3 separate regions of the Homo sapiens genome follow, and regions 1 and 2 are each linked to region 3. The links are chromatin contacts, found by Hi-C or POLR2A ChIA-PET in ENCODE. All regions are on one chromosome and are shown on one strand. The core of a region is the stretch at or near the end of the contact, and the rest is flanking DNA. Distances in the headings are between cores, read along the strand shown.

Evidence for each region. A loop is a pair of places that touch in the nucleus more often than their neighbours do. ChIA-PET counts read pairs that join two places held with the same protein, here RNA polymerase II (POLR2A). Pooled maps may share reads with other maps.
Region 1: a map of CD4-positive, alpha-beta memory T cell shows a loop between it and region 3 (15-fold over the local background). The contact joins the promoter of LSS here to the promoter of PKNOX1 in region 3. A Hi-C loop is called at or near these places in 1 of 168 maps with a recorded cell type or tissue (CD4-positive, alpha-beta memory T cell), 1 of 37 single-sample maps with no recorded cell type and 7 of 50 pooled maps.
Region 2: a loop to region 3 is called in a pooled map, with 27 times the contacts of the local background. The contact joins the promoter of PCNT here to the promoter of PKNOX1 in region 3. A Hi-C loop is called at or near these places in 5 of 50 pooled maps. POLR2A ChIA-PET finds 5 or more read pairs at or near these places in 2 of 52 experiments (BJ and Caco-2).

What each region holds. Positions count from the first base shown.
Region 1 is chr21:46,227,459-46,230,158 of GRCh38, forward strand. LSS (lanosterol synthase) reads right to left here and starts at 1,316. Exons shown (of 22, transcript NM_002340.6): 1 at 1,274-1,316; 2 at 976-1,141; 3 at 94-232. The coding sequence starts at 1,287. MCM3AP-AS1 (MCM3AP antisense RNA 1) reads left to right here and starts at 1,773. Exons shown (of 4, transcript NR_110565.1): 1 at 1,773-1,808. RefSeq lists enhancers at 571-640, 1,357-1,651 and silencers at 1,071-1,120, 1,181-1,350, 1,361-1,620, 1,681-2,120.
Region 2 is chr21:46,322,748-46,325,447 of GRCh38, forward strand. PCNT (pericentrin) reads left to right here and starts at 1,409. Exons shown (of 47, transcript NM_006031.6): 1 at 1,409-1,535. The coding sequence starts at 1,482. It overlaps C21orf58 (chromosome 21 open reading frame 58), which reads right to left and starts at 1,123. Exons shown (of 8, transcript NM_058180.5): 1 at 1-1,123. RefSeq lists an enhancer at 652-791 and silencers at 1,142-1,471, 1,742-2,201.
Region 3 is chr21:42,973,127-42,975,826 of GRCh38, forward strand. PKNOX1 (PBX/knotted 1 homeobox 1) reads left to right here and starts at 1,436. Exons shown (of 11, transcript NM_004571.5): 1 at 1,436-1,538. RefSeq lists silencers at 624-783, 1,094-1,483, 1,614-1,933, 2,074-2,273 and an enhancer at 2,235-2,700.

The DNA of each region.
Region 1 (2,700 bases), core at 66-2,565, 3.3 Mb after region 3:
CCTGCTTCATCAAAACCCTAGACCAGGCTGGGCCAGGATCCCAAGGGTGATCCAGGGTGGCCATACCATCAGGCTGGGGCAGCATACTCCTACCTGGCAGGAGGAAAAGTGGGCCACCATAATCACCCGTCCAGTGCCCATCCTCAGCCTGCAGCCCCACGTAAAATGTCATCCCGTTCAGAGCCCCCTCAAAGGCGGTGTGGGCTTTGGGCAAGTCCTTAAAGTAATTCTTCTGCAAAGAGATCGAAAAAAAAAAAAAGAGATAGCTGACGGGACTGTTGCCCGGCCAGAGGAACCCTCTTCACATACAGCCCAAGTCAAAACAGTGAATGTAAATTACTTTAAAAGTTTCAGCTGTTTCCATCAAAAGTCTGAAACTCTTTGATGAGAGCATCACACCTCAGCAAAGTAAAAGAACAGCTGCACATTTTCGTTGCTTTATTTGCCAGTCATGTATTCTTCACAACTTCTCCAAGATGTCTGGAATAAACCAGGCACCCAGACTGTAGGGTGGGGCACGGGTGCCGACCTGGGCCTGGGACTCGGGCCTCTCAAAGAGGGCCCAAGGGGCGGCACAGCCTTTCCCTCGGTGGCCGGGGCTCGGCAGGAGACCCTGTTTACACTGCAGACTCTGACGACCAAAATCTCTTACAATGCACACAACTAAGACAGTGGATCCAAACACTTTTTGTGAATAAAAACAAAGTTACAACTATCTTTGCAACTCTCCTATAAGTCAAAAATTATCTCAAAATAAGGTGCTAAAAAATAAAACATTAGGAGTCTCCTATGCGTGGTTTAGAGATGAAGGGGCTGAAGCGGAGGGGCCCGCGAACGCAGTTCCCGTGGGCGCTCGCCTTGGGGATGGGCGTCGCTGGCCGGGTCCTCCCACCCGCCTTTCTGAGAGAAAACGTGCTCCTCACGGCTCACCCCTCAGGGTCCCGAGCTCGCTGACGCTCCGCGGAAGCAACTTACGGTGTCCAGCCCCAGGGCGTAGGCTTCCAGGCCGGTCTGCTCGCGGCCGGCGCGCTCGTCCTGCAGGTAGGTCCACGTCTGCCGGCCCCTCTCGCAGTTGAGTCGCCAGCGGCCGAGGTCGGTGGCGGGCTCGGTCTTGTAGGGGCCCCCTCGGCGCCGCAGACACCTGAGGACCACCGGCCATCAGCGACCCAGGCCCCGCCCCAACGCCGGCCGCCGGCCCACTGCCCCAGTCGCGCTCTCCTCAGCACCTAGGACCACCCCGCATTCGTCAGGAGCCCGGGGCGAGGGGACTCACGTGCCCTCCGTCATTGCTGCTGCAGTGCTCTACGCCGCCCACTGCCAGCTGCCAGATGTCCGCACCCGGGACCTGCCGCCCAGCCCCGCCCCTCCCGCCCCTCCCGCCCCTCCCGCCCCTCCCGCGCGCACTACGCAGGCGCAGGCCTCGGCAGGCGCTCAGGCTTAGGTGGGCCGACGCCCACGCAACCAATCAGAGCGCCGCGAGCGTGACCCCGGGGTGTGCCAGGCGACCACAGTGGTGGAGCGCTTGGTGCCCCATGCGGCGTGGGGCGGGGCCTGAGGGAGCGGGGATGGTGGGTGAAGGCGACGGGACGGGGGAGGCGGGTGGGGCCTTATTGGCGGGGCATGAGGGGCGGGGCTGGTGGGTGGGGAGGTGGGGGCGGGGCTGGTGGGTGGGGAGGTGGGGGCGGGGCCTGGTGGGTGCGGGTGGGGGCGGGGCTGGTGGGTGGGGCCGAAGGGCGGGGGCGGGGCCTCTCGCGCGCCCTCTAGAGGCTTGCGTCCCGGGAGCCCGGCCTCGTGCGCCGCGCTTTGAGGTGAGCCTCTCTGAGAAATTTGTGAGGAGGGTCCAGCCGCGGGTCGGAAGGAAGGACGTGGGGAGCGAGGCTCGAGCGAGCGACAGCGAGTGCGAAGGTCGGGTGGCAGGGAATTGCTCTCGCGCTGCAGGATTTGCCCGGACGCCGGGGCCGGGGGTGGGGGCGGGAGGCCGCCCTGAGGTGAGGTGGGCGCGGGCCGTCGGCTCCAGTGCGAGACCAGGGGGAGGGCGGGGCGGAGCGGAGGAGCCGAGGGCGCCGCCGGCGTCCCTGGGAAGCTGAGCGCCGCGTAGCTTCGCCGGGGGGAGTGGGGTAGGCGCGGTGAGGCCGTGGGCCCCCACACCTGGCGGACCACAGGGGCCAGAAGCCCTGGAGCCCCGCCAGGGAAGGGCTGCGTCGCTGGCCAGGACCGAGCGCGGTAGAGCCTCAGCTGCTCACGGGGTCGCTGGAGTTGGGGGTGGCCCCAGGAGAAATTAAAGGTGAAAAGCCTTAGCAGCAGAGGGAAGAGGAAGATGGAGGCAGAGCGAGTGACCGAACTTGGAAGGGACAGCCGGGCGCAACAGGGCAGGGGGCGTCTGACTGTTGGAAACATGGCTGACGTCTGGAGGCTGCAGCCAGTGGTCCGTAAGTCAGGTCAAGGACCCACAGAAGACCCCAGCATGTCTTCACCTGGCCCACAGAAGCCCTGACATCCAGTTACAACTGCCCCAGCCTAGTGAGCATTTCGGCACCCACTCCTCAATTCCTACCCCCAGCCTAACTTCGAAGGGGCGGTGAGCCACAGCAAGCCGGAGGAGAAAGTTGGAAGAGAGAGTGGACAAAAGAATACCCACAGGCACCTTCCCCACAGTGGAATAGCGGGGTTTTAGACAATCAAGGATAATCACCTCTTCCT
Region 2 (2,700 bases), core at 159-2,658, 3.3 Mb after region 3:
GCCTGGGCGTCGCAGCGAGACTGTCTCAAAAAAAGAAAAAAAATTCTGAGCGAGATTCCAGGGCTTCCTGAGGGCGCGTTTAAGTTGCAGTTGCTGAGGAGGCTGCAAGGTGAGCTTGCGTCAGCGAGGAGCCACTCCAGCACGCTCGGGAAGGGCATCGTTACTGCTGCAAACAAGCACACGGCCCTCCACGACGAACCTTTTGCAAGTGAAGGCGCACGAACAGGCCCGGAGGACTACAAAGAAACCCAGAAACCAGACTTGGACACATGAAATAAAGGGGTTAGCTGAAGGAATACTCCACAGTTAAGGACGGCCTGCGCGAGGTCACCGGCCCTGTCTTGGTTTTTTGCCACTTCGCTCCAGTTAGTTTCCCAAGTTCCACCTACGCGCGCGCCAGCTGAGAAAACGCCCACCCCGGCGGTCCCGCCACAGGTCACAGGCGGTGCGGACCCCGGGACTGTGTCCGGGCTTCGGTGTCCAGAGAGCTCCAAGACACCCAAACCTTCCGTGGTTTCCACCTCTGCAAGCTTATGTTCCGCTGAGCTCAAGCTGAGGGACGACGACCTCATGCGACGTCAGTTTCCCCCTGGGACCACGAACCCACGGCCCCATTTCTCTTCTGTCTACTAAAAACCTTTTCTTTTCTTTTTTTTTTGAGACCTAAGACATCAGTGAGACACACGAGCAGACACGGGCTCGGTCGGGAAAGGCGGGAGCTCCAAGCGGCGGGGCCTGCAGGTCCAGGCGGTTCGCGGGCTTTCTGACCGCATTCGGCCGAGTTCTTCTCTGAAGACCCAGGACCCCCGGCCGAGGGGGCGCATTCGGCGGGCTGGTGGCGTAGGATTTTGTTTCGGGTTCCCAGGGTCCCGGCAAGGGTGAGGGAGCCCTTGCGGATCCCCTGAGATCCACCTCAGCAGCCTCCTCCGTGGTAGGCCTCAACTTCCCGCGGCGGCCCACAGCCAACGACTAATGCCTGAGCGGGAGAAAACGGCCTGGCCCTGTCCGGGTGGTTGCTGAGCACCGTTCGGCGCCGCCCGCGCCTGCAGGGAGCCCGGCCCGCTGTCCTGGTGGACACAAAGCCCAGGGGCCGCCCGCGCGGGACCAGCAGCGCGAACTTTTTGCCGCTCGGCCAGCCTGGCAGGGGATTTTAAAATCGGCCAATCACAGCGGGCGCCAGGCCTCCGCTTTCCGCTTACTGGTCCTGCCGTAGGAGGCGGGTACGTGAGCGCACCAATCTGTGGCCGGCGAGCGTAAAGGGCGGGGCTCCGCCCAGGCTGCACCGCCCAGAGCGCGCGTGCGCGAGACCGGAAACGCAGCCCCCTGATTGGCGGCGCGTGTCGGGGGCGGGGCCGCGGCTGCGTGACAGTTGTCGCGGGGGGAGGGCGAGCCCAAGCGCGGGGGAGGGAGTGTAAATAGAGCGAAGGCTGCTCTGTGTCAGCCCCGTCACCGCCGGGCGGCCCGCGCGGAGTCTGAGGGAGATGGAAGTTGAGCAAGAGCAGCGGCGCAGAAAGGTGGAGGCCGGGAGGACGAAGGTAAACATTAGGGGCTTCTTCTCTAGCTGCTCTGGCGTGAAGTCCTAAGGGCGGCTCCGGTGCCCGCCACCGCCCCCTGCCAGGAGAGGACGCGGTCCGGCGGAAGCCGCCGCGGAGGTCTCGCTTTTTCCCGCCGGCTCCGCTGGAAGCCGCCTCCTGGCCGCCGCCATCTTGAATCCGCCGCTCTCCGCCAGGTCCCGCCCCCGCCGCGGCCACAGCCAATCAGCGGCCGGGACGCGCGGCGCCTCTCGGGCGGGCCGGGGCGGGGCTGCGCCTGCGTCGGGGGGGGTGGGGCGCGGGCTGGGCGCGGTGCACGCCGGGGCGGGGTGTGGCTGCAGGGCGGGGCTACAGGGGCGTGGCGTGGCTGCACGGAGGGGGTGGGGCGCGGCAGGCGCTGGACCCCAGGCTGGATCTTCCAGTGGCTCCCGCGTCCTCCGGGACCGGGTGGCCTGGGGCGGGCGGCCGGTATTCGGGTGGCTGCTTGGTCTAGGGCCAGTTTCCTGCGCGGCCGGGGCCGGGGGCGTGGCGCGGGTGGCCTGCAGCGCCTCCCCAGGGTGCGCCTTCGCCTCGTCCGTCGGAGATGCTTTCCCCGCGCGTTTCTCGCGGCGTTGCAGTCCTTACTGTGTGAAAGGCCCCCGCGGCGCTCCCGGCCGCCGTCTTCTTCCCGCGCCCTTGGGCTCGCGTCCTGCCCGTCCGGGCCTGGCGTACGCTGCCGGGAACCCACGCGGCGCTGGCGCCGGGCGCCTTCAAGGGACGCGCTCCCGTCTTTCTCCCGCCCCGGGTTTCTCCGTGAAAAAGCGCTCGGTTTGATGGCCACTGTCCTAGGTTTCGTGGGAATAAAGCGCGCAGAGCCCATGACTCGGGGGCAGGAGAAAGGGAGTCCCGAAAGCGCGAGGCGGAACCGCGGGAGCAGGCCGGCCTCTGCGAGGTGCGCGCCGCTCCCCCCCAGGATGTTCTGGCTGGGGTGCTGGGGAAGAGCGGGGCTCCCGGGCACGGCGGACAGGGGACGCGGGGCTAGGCCGGGGAAGGGCTGAGGCGGGCAGGAGGGGAAGGGGAGCCCGGAGCCTGCAGGGAGCTGCGAACAGGAGCAGAGCTCCCAGGAGGGTGGAGGGGGGAGGGAGGGACAAGACGCCGCCTGTAGGGCGACGCAGGCCGCAGACCAGGT
Region 3 (2,700 bases), core at 186-2,685:
GTGCGGCCCAGCAGGTCTCAGCTTCAGTTTACCCAGCCCATGTGGAGTCTCTCTGTTCCAACACCTATTGACACTTGCATCTGGATCTTGCACTAGGCTCTGCAGATTATGCTCAGTCTTGAATACTGAGCTTTTTTTGTCCCCTTGAACTTCCCTCCTTGGGCAAGTATCTCAGGGCCTCCCTCTTGCCCACCCTGCTGCTTCCCATCTTTCTGAAAGAGGCGGCTCTGCAGCTGCACAGCACTTGGCCAAGACCTCCTGGCGGTGTGGAGCTCTGAAGACACAGGAGGGATGTCCTCCGAGCTGTTCATGCCTAGACCTACCCCCAGGCTCCCTCTAGCAATCAGCTCCAGTCCTGGGCCTGTCTGCCTTCCGGGAGGAGTGGGGGCCCACAGAGCTGCCCTTCCCGCGCTGTGTATGGACTCAAGGCACTGATGGCCTTCGGTGGGCCACTGCATAAATGGATGTTTCTGCAGTATTGAAGGCCAGTCAGGCAAACCGTGTGCTTTCCTACGCAGTGGGGAATGTGTCGCCCTTTCCTTACATCTTGGAGACCAAAGCCACCATCTGCACTTGTGGGTACATTGTGGCAGTGGTCGGTTAGGGTGGTCTTTCAAAGCAGTTTGAAATGCAGACACTTGTGGGCGTCCCCTAAGGCAGGTGCCCTTTACCTGGAGGCCGCATTGGTCACCTAGACCCGCAAGGCTCACCTGGGCCGGAAGGTGTGGTCAAGCGAGGCCAAGTAGCCCAGAGGCCACCCCTAAGCACCTGTGGACATCATGAGTCCTTGCTGGGGTCCTCACAGAGGGAAGACAGCCCCCAGGGTAAAGCCTCAGGTGCTAAGCACTCGCGCTGCCGCAGGGGGGGAGGCACGTGAGCATCCACTGTGCCGCCCAGGACGGGCCCACCCGGGCTCCAGAGCCTGGGGAGGAAGGCTGCGAGGCTCCCACGGGCTTACATTCAAACCGGGCACACACAGAACGGAGGCCTTCGGCTACGGGACGCCCGGCGGTGGGGTTACGGATGGTACAGCCCTCCCTCCCCGCCTGCTCGAGGCAAATGGTTTCGCCCGGCTACACACACCTCTCCTGGGCGGCAACCGAGGGCGCGGAGGGGGCAAGACGTGCGCTGAGGCCACGCCCCTACTGCATAGTCATAAGGCGGGAGGCTCTGCCTTCGGGGCGGGGCAGACAGCTCCTCGCGCTCGGGCGCGGCCGGTTGGGGGCACGGCCTAGCTCCGGGTGCGGGCGGGGCTGGAGGCGGGGCCGGCCACCGCCCGGTTCCCGCCCTCGCTCTCCTCCCCCAGCGATCAGGCCCCGCCCCGCGCCCGCCGCCGCGCAGGGAGGGGCGGGGCCCGTCTCCGGCAGGCCCCGCCCCCTCTCTGAATATTGATGCGGCGCGCGTCGGCGTCGCCCTCCTCCCATTGAGCGAGGCTGTGTCGCGTGGCCCAGCGTCGGCGTGACGGTTGGACGCGGGCGCGGCACTGCGGGTCCCGATTGCTGCAGCCGCTTGTCAGTGTGATGAAGATTGGCACCCAGGTAAGCTGTCACTCAACCGCTCCGCCGCCGCCGCCGCCGCTCTCGCCGCCGCCGTCCCTATCAATCACACCGGCCCGCGGCCGCCGCCCGCCGCCGCCGCTGCCGCCCGGGTCTGGAGGGCCGGCGCTGCCCTCGAGGGCCCGCATTTGACCCGCCGCCCGGGGCAGGGGGCGGGGAGGGGGCGCGGGTGGGGGAGGGGAGCGGGCACCCGCGGGGGAGGGGGCGCCTTCAGCCCAACCGGCGCGGGGGCGCGCCCAGTTGGTTTCTTAGTGTGGGTTGAGGGACGCGGAAATTTCTGGAAGGCGCCGCCGCCGCCGCGCTGGGCCTGATCGAAGCGCGCGCTCCTAACCGTCCCTTTCGGAGTGCGGCGCGCGCCCCGGCGCGGGGCGGGGGCGCGCGGAGCCCGGCGCGGGCGGGGCGGCGGGCGTGAGGGTCGGGGGCGCGCGGCGGGGCGGGGCCGGGGCGGGCGGCGCGCGTGGGGCCGGTCGGGTCCGCGGCCTCGCGGAGTCCTCAGGGCCGGCGGGGCTGCTCGGAGGGTGCGGGGCGCGCGGCGGCGCAGGCGGGAAGATGGCGGCCGCGACCCCGGCCCCGGCCTCGGCCGTGGCGAGCGGGTGGGTCGGGGTCCTGGGGGCGGTGGGCGTGATGGGGCTCGTGGCCCTCAGCCGGGCGCCGGCGCGGGAGCAGCCCAGGGCCGCTCGCTGACGGCAGTGTTTGGGGCCGGGTGCTGGGGAAGCGGTTCCGGCGTCCCGGGAATTGGTGGGAAGAGCCGCTTCTGTCACACGGGTCGTGGTAATGGATGACAGGAAGTGCCGGGCAGGGTCTGGGCGCCCTGTGGGTTTGCACCTTCCTTGTGAGGGAAATCGTGTCACTTAACGAAAAATGAAGAAACGCGGAGTCTGCTTTATGTCATCCTCGTGGCTCTCGAAATGCCTTATTTGGACAGTGGCTCTGCGACGGGACCAGTTAGGGCCTCCGTTCCGATGGCGGATTCCTGACGGGAGGCCCGAGGGTCCGGGAATGGCGGCGTCCTGAGGTCGGGCCCAGGGCAGGCCAGGCTGAGCGCCACGGCGGGGCCGCAGCCCTGGGGGGTGTTCCACCTGTGTGTGGGGTTCTCTTCCAACTCTACGAGAGTTTGCTTTTTAAAACAGTAGATGATTTTTCC